Linked DNA regions of Homo sapiens: region 2 is linked to region 1. Evidence: read pairs that join two places in POLR2A ChIA-PET (ENCODE). Cell type or tissue: K562. All regions are shown on one strand. Each heading gives the region's core, and the rest is flanking DNA. Links, peaks and the distances in the headings are about the cores only.

Region 1 (2,912 bases), core at 212-2,711:
ACCTGACTAAAAATGGAAAAACACCTGAATAGACAACTCACCGAAGAAGAAATACAGATGGAAAATGAGCTATGAAAAGCTGCTCTACATCAGACAGTGTGGCAATTCCTCATGGATCTAGAACTAGAAATACCATTTGACCCAGCAATCCCATTAAGGGGTATATACAGAAAACCAAACATCGCATGTTCTTTCTCATAAGTAGGAGCTGAACAATGAGAACACATGGACACAGGGAGGGGAACATCACACACCAGGGCTTGTCAGTGGGTGGGGGGGCTAGGGAAGGGATAGCATTAGGAGAAATACCTAATGTAGATGACAGGTTGATGATGGGTGCAACAAACCATCATGGTATGTGCATACCTATGTAACAAACCTGCACATTCTGCACATGTACCCCAGAACTTAAAGTATAATTAAAAAAAAAAAAAAAAAAAGCTGCTCCACATCATACATCCGTAGGCAATTTCAAATTAACACAAAAGTGAGATATCACTACACAACTATTAGAATGGCTACAATCCAAAACAATAAGAACACCAAATACTGGTGAGGATGTGGAGCAACCGGGACTCATTGCTGGTAGGAACGCAAAATAATTCAGCCACGTTGGAAGACAGTTTGGTGGTTTCCTAGAAAAGTAAACATACTTGTTCTCTATGATCCAGCAATAGCACTCCTTGGTATTTAGCCAAATGAGTCAAAAACATATGTCCACACAAAAACCTGCACATGGATCTTTACAGCAGCTTTACTCATAACTGCCAAAACTTGGAAGCAACCAACTGTGGTACACCCAGATAATGGACTATTAGTATCATCCACCCCTTAAAATGAAATAACTATTAAGCCATGAAAAGACATGGAGGAACCTTAACTGAAGCATTTACTAAGTTAAAGAAGCAGTCTGAAAAAGCTACACACAGTATGATTCCAACTATGACATTCTGCAAAAGACAAAACTACAGAGACCGTAGTTTTGTAAAACTATGGTCCTTTTGCTTGCTAAAGCAAAAAGATCAATGGTTGCCAGGGGTTGGGGGGAGGGAGGAATGAATAAGTAGAGCCAGGCACAGGTGAGCTACTGTGCCTGCCCATTCATCCCCCACCCCCAAGGGAGGGAGGCAAGGTGGGAGAATTGCTTGAGGCCAGGAGTTCCAGACCAGCCTGGGCAAGACAGCAAGGCCCTGTCTCTACAAAAAACTTGGATACATGGCATTATACATTTATCCAAACCTACAGAATGCACAATGCCAAGAGTGAACCTCAATGTAAACCACGGACTCTGAGCAATGTTACATCGGTGTGGGTTCACTGATTGGAAGATGTTGATAATGAGGAGGCTGAGTGTGTTTGGGAACAGGAGTACACTATAGGAAAACTTGTACTTTTCACTCAATTTTGCTGTGCCTAAAACTGCTCTTTAAAAAAGAGTGTTTATTTTTTTAGAAGGCAGTAAAAGCATAATAAAGTGTTTACCTTTGAGAAGAGGGACAAGAAATGGGAAGGGGTAGGGCAGCAGGGCAGCAGCAGTCTTGCTTTTCATAATAAGCTCCTTGTCCTGGTTCATTATTTTAACCCCTGTATATACTACTTTGATAATGAAAATTAGGAAAAAGAAATATGAATGTTTATGAGTACAGTGTGGAAACAGGCAATTAGCAATCCGTCAGCTTTATAGGCAGCACTGATCCTTTGGACTTAGAACAAATGAGATAACAGAAGTTTGAGGCAATTCAGCAAGCAGATGCACAGCCATAAGGAACTAAGTCTGTTATCAAATCTTGGGGCCCCACCTTGACTATGACAGAAAAGTAGTTTTTTCCACAGCTGGACTGTCTTTTGGGTCGTCTCAGTGGTGTGCTTTCTAGAGATTCATACCTAACTTGTACTAAAAGTCAATAGAAATTGTCTTTGCAAATCAAATGGAGGGAAAAAAACACAAAAGAGTCCTACACTCATGCAAATGAACCAAATTACTCACCCATTTTACTTCCTTTGTTAAAAGCAAACAGCAGTGTCAATGTGTAAAGATGATTTTTGTAAAGGGATAAACATTTTCTATCTCATCTCCATTTTACTTTTTTTGGGAAGAATGCAAAATTAATTTTCCTCACACTCCACTTGCTCAGCAAATTGGATTAGAATTCAAAATGCTTGTAAATCTACTCCTCCTGTTTCCCAAATACTCATGCTGTACCACGGCCACTATGAACAGCACTCCAGAAAGAGGGGGACAATAAAGCTTCTGAACAAAAGCCCCCTAACACTAAGAAGGGGCTCAGGCCTGGAGAGGACACAGTGACCGCTCTGTGTCAGGATGCAGGGGAGATAGGGCAGCAGACAAAGCCTCAGTGTTTCTGAGGAGAGATAATGGTATGGTCTGACTAGCTTCTAGCAGGCGGCCCACACAACCAGCTGCCATTAGTCATCTCCAGGAGAAGCCAGAATGCCAAGCAGCTCTGGGAGGGCAACTCCTGACAGGCCATTTGAAAAGTGCAAAGCAGGCAGGGACATCAAATTTCCATTGAAACTGAAGTGGCTGGAGGAGCGCTTCGTCCCAGAATTCTCTCTGCATACTGCGCCTTAGCTTCCTTGCCCATTGTGTAGGCCAAATGAAATCCTCATTGCCTAACTAGAGAGCTTGGCACCTCTGAACAGAAATCTCCCAGCAGCACTGTGGGAAAATAAAGCCCACAGTCTCCAGGCACCAAACACTGAGAATAAGGAGGAGCTGAGGGTGCAGGCTTTAGTGAACTAAAAGATCTGCCATATTCACGTGCAGCCTTACTTTCAGGACAGATGGGAAAAGCTAACCTCCAGGTTACGGAGGCTCGATGCAAGTGAGAACCACCTAGTCTAGTCTAGATCATAATCAGGCCCTGACTTCCTACAGTTATGGCTCAGGT
Region 2 (2,912 bases), core at 163-2,662, 110 kb before region 1:
CAAGAGGGCAGGGAGGGAATAAATGCATAGATGACACCTGTGACCCGTGAGGCCGCTGAAGCCTGTGGCCCCAGCTCAGGCCACCTCTCTGGCTGCTCCTTCCTGGTCCCCTTTGCTGTGTCCTCCTCCTCTACCTCCACAACAAACACTGGGGTTCCCAGGTGTGTTCCTCGGTCCTCCCTCTGTATGCTTCCCTAAGACCAAGGGACTGGGTGCTCTCCTCCACTCTTAATGGCTTTAAATTCCATTTGTGCCCATGCTGTCCAACATGGCAGCCACACATGATGTGGTTATTTAACATGAAAATTGAAATTAAAAATTCAGTCTTCAGTCACATCTGCCACATTTCAAGTGCTCAAAAGCAGGTGTGGTTGGTGGTTGCCCTGTGGGCAGTGCAGATACACAACATTCCCATCATCCCAGGAACCTGCATTAGACAGCATGGATCTCTTCATGGACGACCCCCAGATCTGTGTTTCAAGCTCTGCTCTCCCATCCAGCTCCGGATTTGCTGTGCAATCGCCTGCCTGCCATCACCACCTGCATATTTCACAGCCCCTCAGACTTCACATGATTTAAATACAATCTTTCCCCCAGAATGTTTAATAATCCTGTACAGCCTGCTTCACAAACAAAGCACCCCACAGAAAAGTAATTTAAATATTTTAATACATTCTGTGATGGTTAATTGCATGTGTTAACTTGGATAGGCATGGCACCCAGATACTTGGCCAAATATTATTCTAGATGTTTCTGTGAAGGTTTTTTTTCTTTTCTTTTTTTTTTTTTTTTTTTTTTTTGAGACAGGGTCTCTGTCACCCAGGCTGGAGAGCAGTGGTACAATCATGGCTTGCTACAGCCTCAAACTCCCAGAGTCAAGTGATTCTCCCACCTCAGCCTCCTGAGTAGCTGGGATCTCAGATGTGCGCCACCAAGCTCAGCTAATTGAAAAAAAATTTTTTTTGTAGAAATGGAGGTCTGCCTATGTTGCCTAGGCTGGTCTTAAACTCCTGGGCTCAAGTGATCCTCCTGTCTCAGCCGCCCAAAGTGCTGGGATTACAAGTATGAGCCCCCACACATGGCCCAAGTTTAACATTTAAAGCAGGAGACTTTCGGCAAAGCAAATGACCCCAGTTAGTGTGGGTGGGCCTCATCTAATCAGGTGAAGGCCTTAAAAGAAAAGGCTAACCTCACTGAAGAAGAGGGAATTCCACCAGCAAATGGCCTTCACATTGGGACTGTAGTATCAGCTCTTCCCTGAGTCTCCAGCCTGCTGGCTTACCCTGCAGATGCTGGACTTGCTAGCTTCTATAATCTCGAGCTAGTTCCTTAGAATAAATCTCTCTCCCCAGCCCCCACCTCTCTCTCTCTCTCTCTCTACATACACACACACACACACACACACACTCTCTCTCTCTCTCTCTCTCTCTCTCTTTTGGTTCTGCTTTTTTGGAGAATTCTAACACCTTAAAAATTAAATTACTTTGCTCAGTTTTTGTCATTGCTATGATCCTTCTTTGTACTTTATTTAAATCCTGATGTGGGATAATCGAAACAGAGCTTTTAAACATATCTATGCCCTCCCCATCTCAGAAAATGGCCCTTTCAAACTAGACACCAGGGCGTCATCTTTGACTCCTTCCTCTCCTCCTCCCCTACAACCAATCTGTCACTAAATCCAGTTGATTCTGTCTGAGACATATTTCAAATCCTTCTATGTCTTTCCGTCTGCGTTGCTACCACCCTCATGGTTAGTGGGTGAGGCCAAACCAGAGCTGTGGGGAAGCTCTGTCGCCTCTCCCGCCCCAGACTCCCCAGATCAGCCCAGCTATGGGGGTCTGCCCCCTCCACTTCCCTGGATCAGCACAGCCTCTCTGGCCCCACTAACTGCATCCAGCCAACCAGCCTTCTTCCACGGCCTGGACAACACCAAGGTGTTCCCCAGCTGCTGCTGCTCCATAGCCCTGGCTCTGCACTGCTGCCTCCTCTACCTTCCAATGCCAGTTTGTTTTTCTTTTTTTTTTTGAGGAGTCTTGCTCTGTTGCCCAGGCTGAAGTGCAGTGGTGCGATCTGCCTCCCAGGTTCAAGCAATTCTCCTGCCTCAGCCTCCCAAGTAGCTGGGATTACAGGTGTGCACCACCATGCCCAGCTAATTTTTGTATTTTTAGTAGAGATGGAGTTTCACCATGTTGGGCAGGCTGGTCTTGAACTCCTGAACTCAAGTGATCCACCCGCTTCGGCCTCCCAAAGTACTGGGATTACAGGCGGGAGCCACTATGCCCAGCCCCAACACCAGTTCTGACATCACCGCTGCAGTCTCCCTGGTCTAAATGTGATCCCCGTCACTCTGTCTCACAGCACTGAGTTTCTCTCTGGGCTCTTAGACCACTTATCCTTGCTAATTTATAATTTTACTTGTTATAAGTCTACTCGCTTGCTTATTATCTGTCTAGCTCATGAGGGCATAGAACGTCTCTATTGTTGCCTGTTTTCTTATGATAGTGCCCGATGCTTGACAAGAAATTCTTGAGTGACCAACAGCGGGACCCAGCACAGTATTTTCCAAAGTATGCTCTGTGGGACATTTTGTAGGAGGTTCTAGGTCAGGGGTTGGCAAACTGCTGTCCCAAATCTGGCTCATAGCCTGTTTTTGTAAATAAAGGTTTGTTGGGACACAGCCATGCACATTCATTTACAAAGTGATCAATGGCCTCTTTAGCCCGATGGTAGAGTTGAACAGTTGTGACTGGACCACCTGACCCACTGAGTCTATTACGTGGCCCTTAACAGGGAAAATTTGCCAACCCTTGTTGTGTGATTGTAGTAAAACAAACAAATATAAGTAAAGAGGTTAAGTGGATCTGATCTATGCTGTGTTAAACAGTCACATAGATTTCTTAATGTAGGACTTC

What was found. Peaks named below come from ENCODE experiments on the same cell type or tissue, not always from the same donor. Only the 100,000 strongest peaks of a DNase experiment are listed, where the experiment ranks them.
Region 2: POLR2A ChIA-PET joins it to region 1 with 5 read pairs; 2 of 35 experiments call an interaction of 5 or more read pairs at or near these places.

Annotation. Positions count from the first base shown.
Region 1 is chr17:20,189,016-20,191,927 of GRCh38, reverse strand. All of the region lies in intron 3 of SPECC1 (sperm antigen with calponin homology and coiled-coil domains 1), which reads right to left. Among named protein-coding and RNA genes, the nearest start is that of SPECC1, 180 kb to the right of the region's middle. RefSeq lists a silencer at 2,338-2,632. In K562, for the core only: no CTCF peak of the experiment used is centred there; DNase peaks (open chromatin) are centred at 1,767 and 2,377.
Region 2 is chr17:20,297,444-20,300,355 of GRCh38, reverse strand. All of the region lies in intron 13 of SPECC1 (sperm antigen with calponin homology and coiled-coil domains 1), which reads right to left. Among named protein-coding and RNA genes, the nearest start is that of FAM106B, 120 kb to the left of the region's middle. In K562, for the core only: no CTCF peak of the experiment used is centred there; no DNase peak of the experiment used is centred there.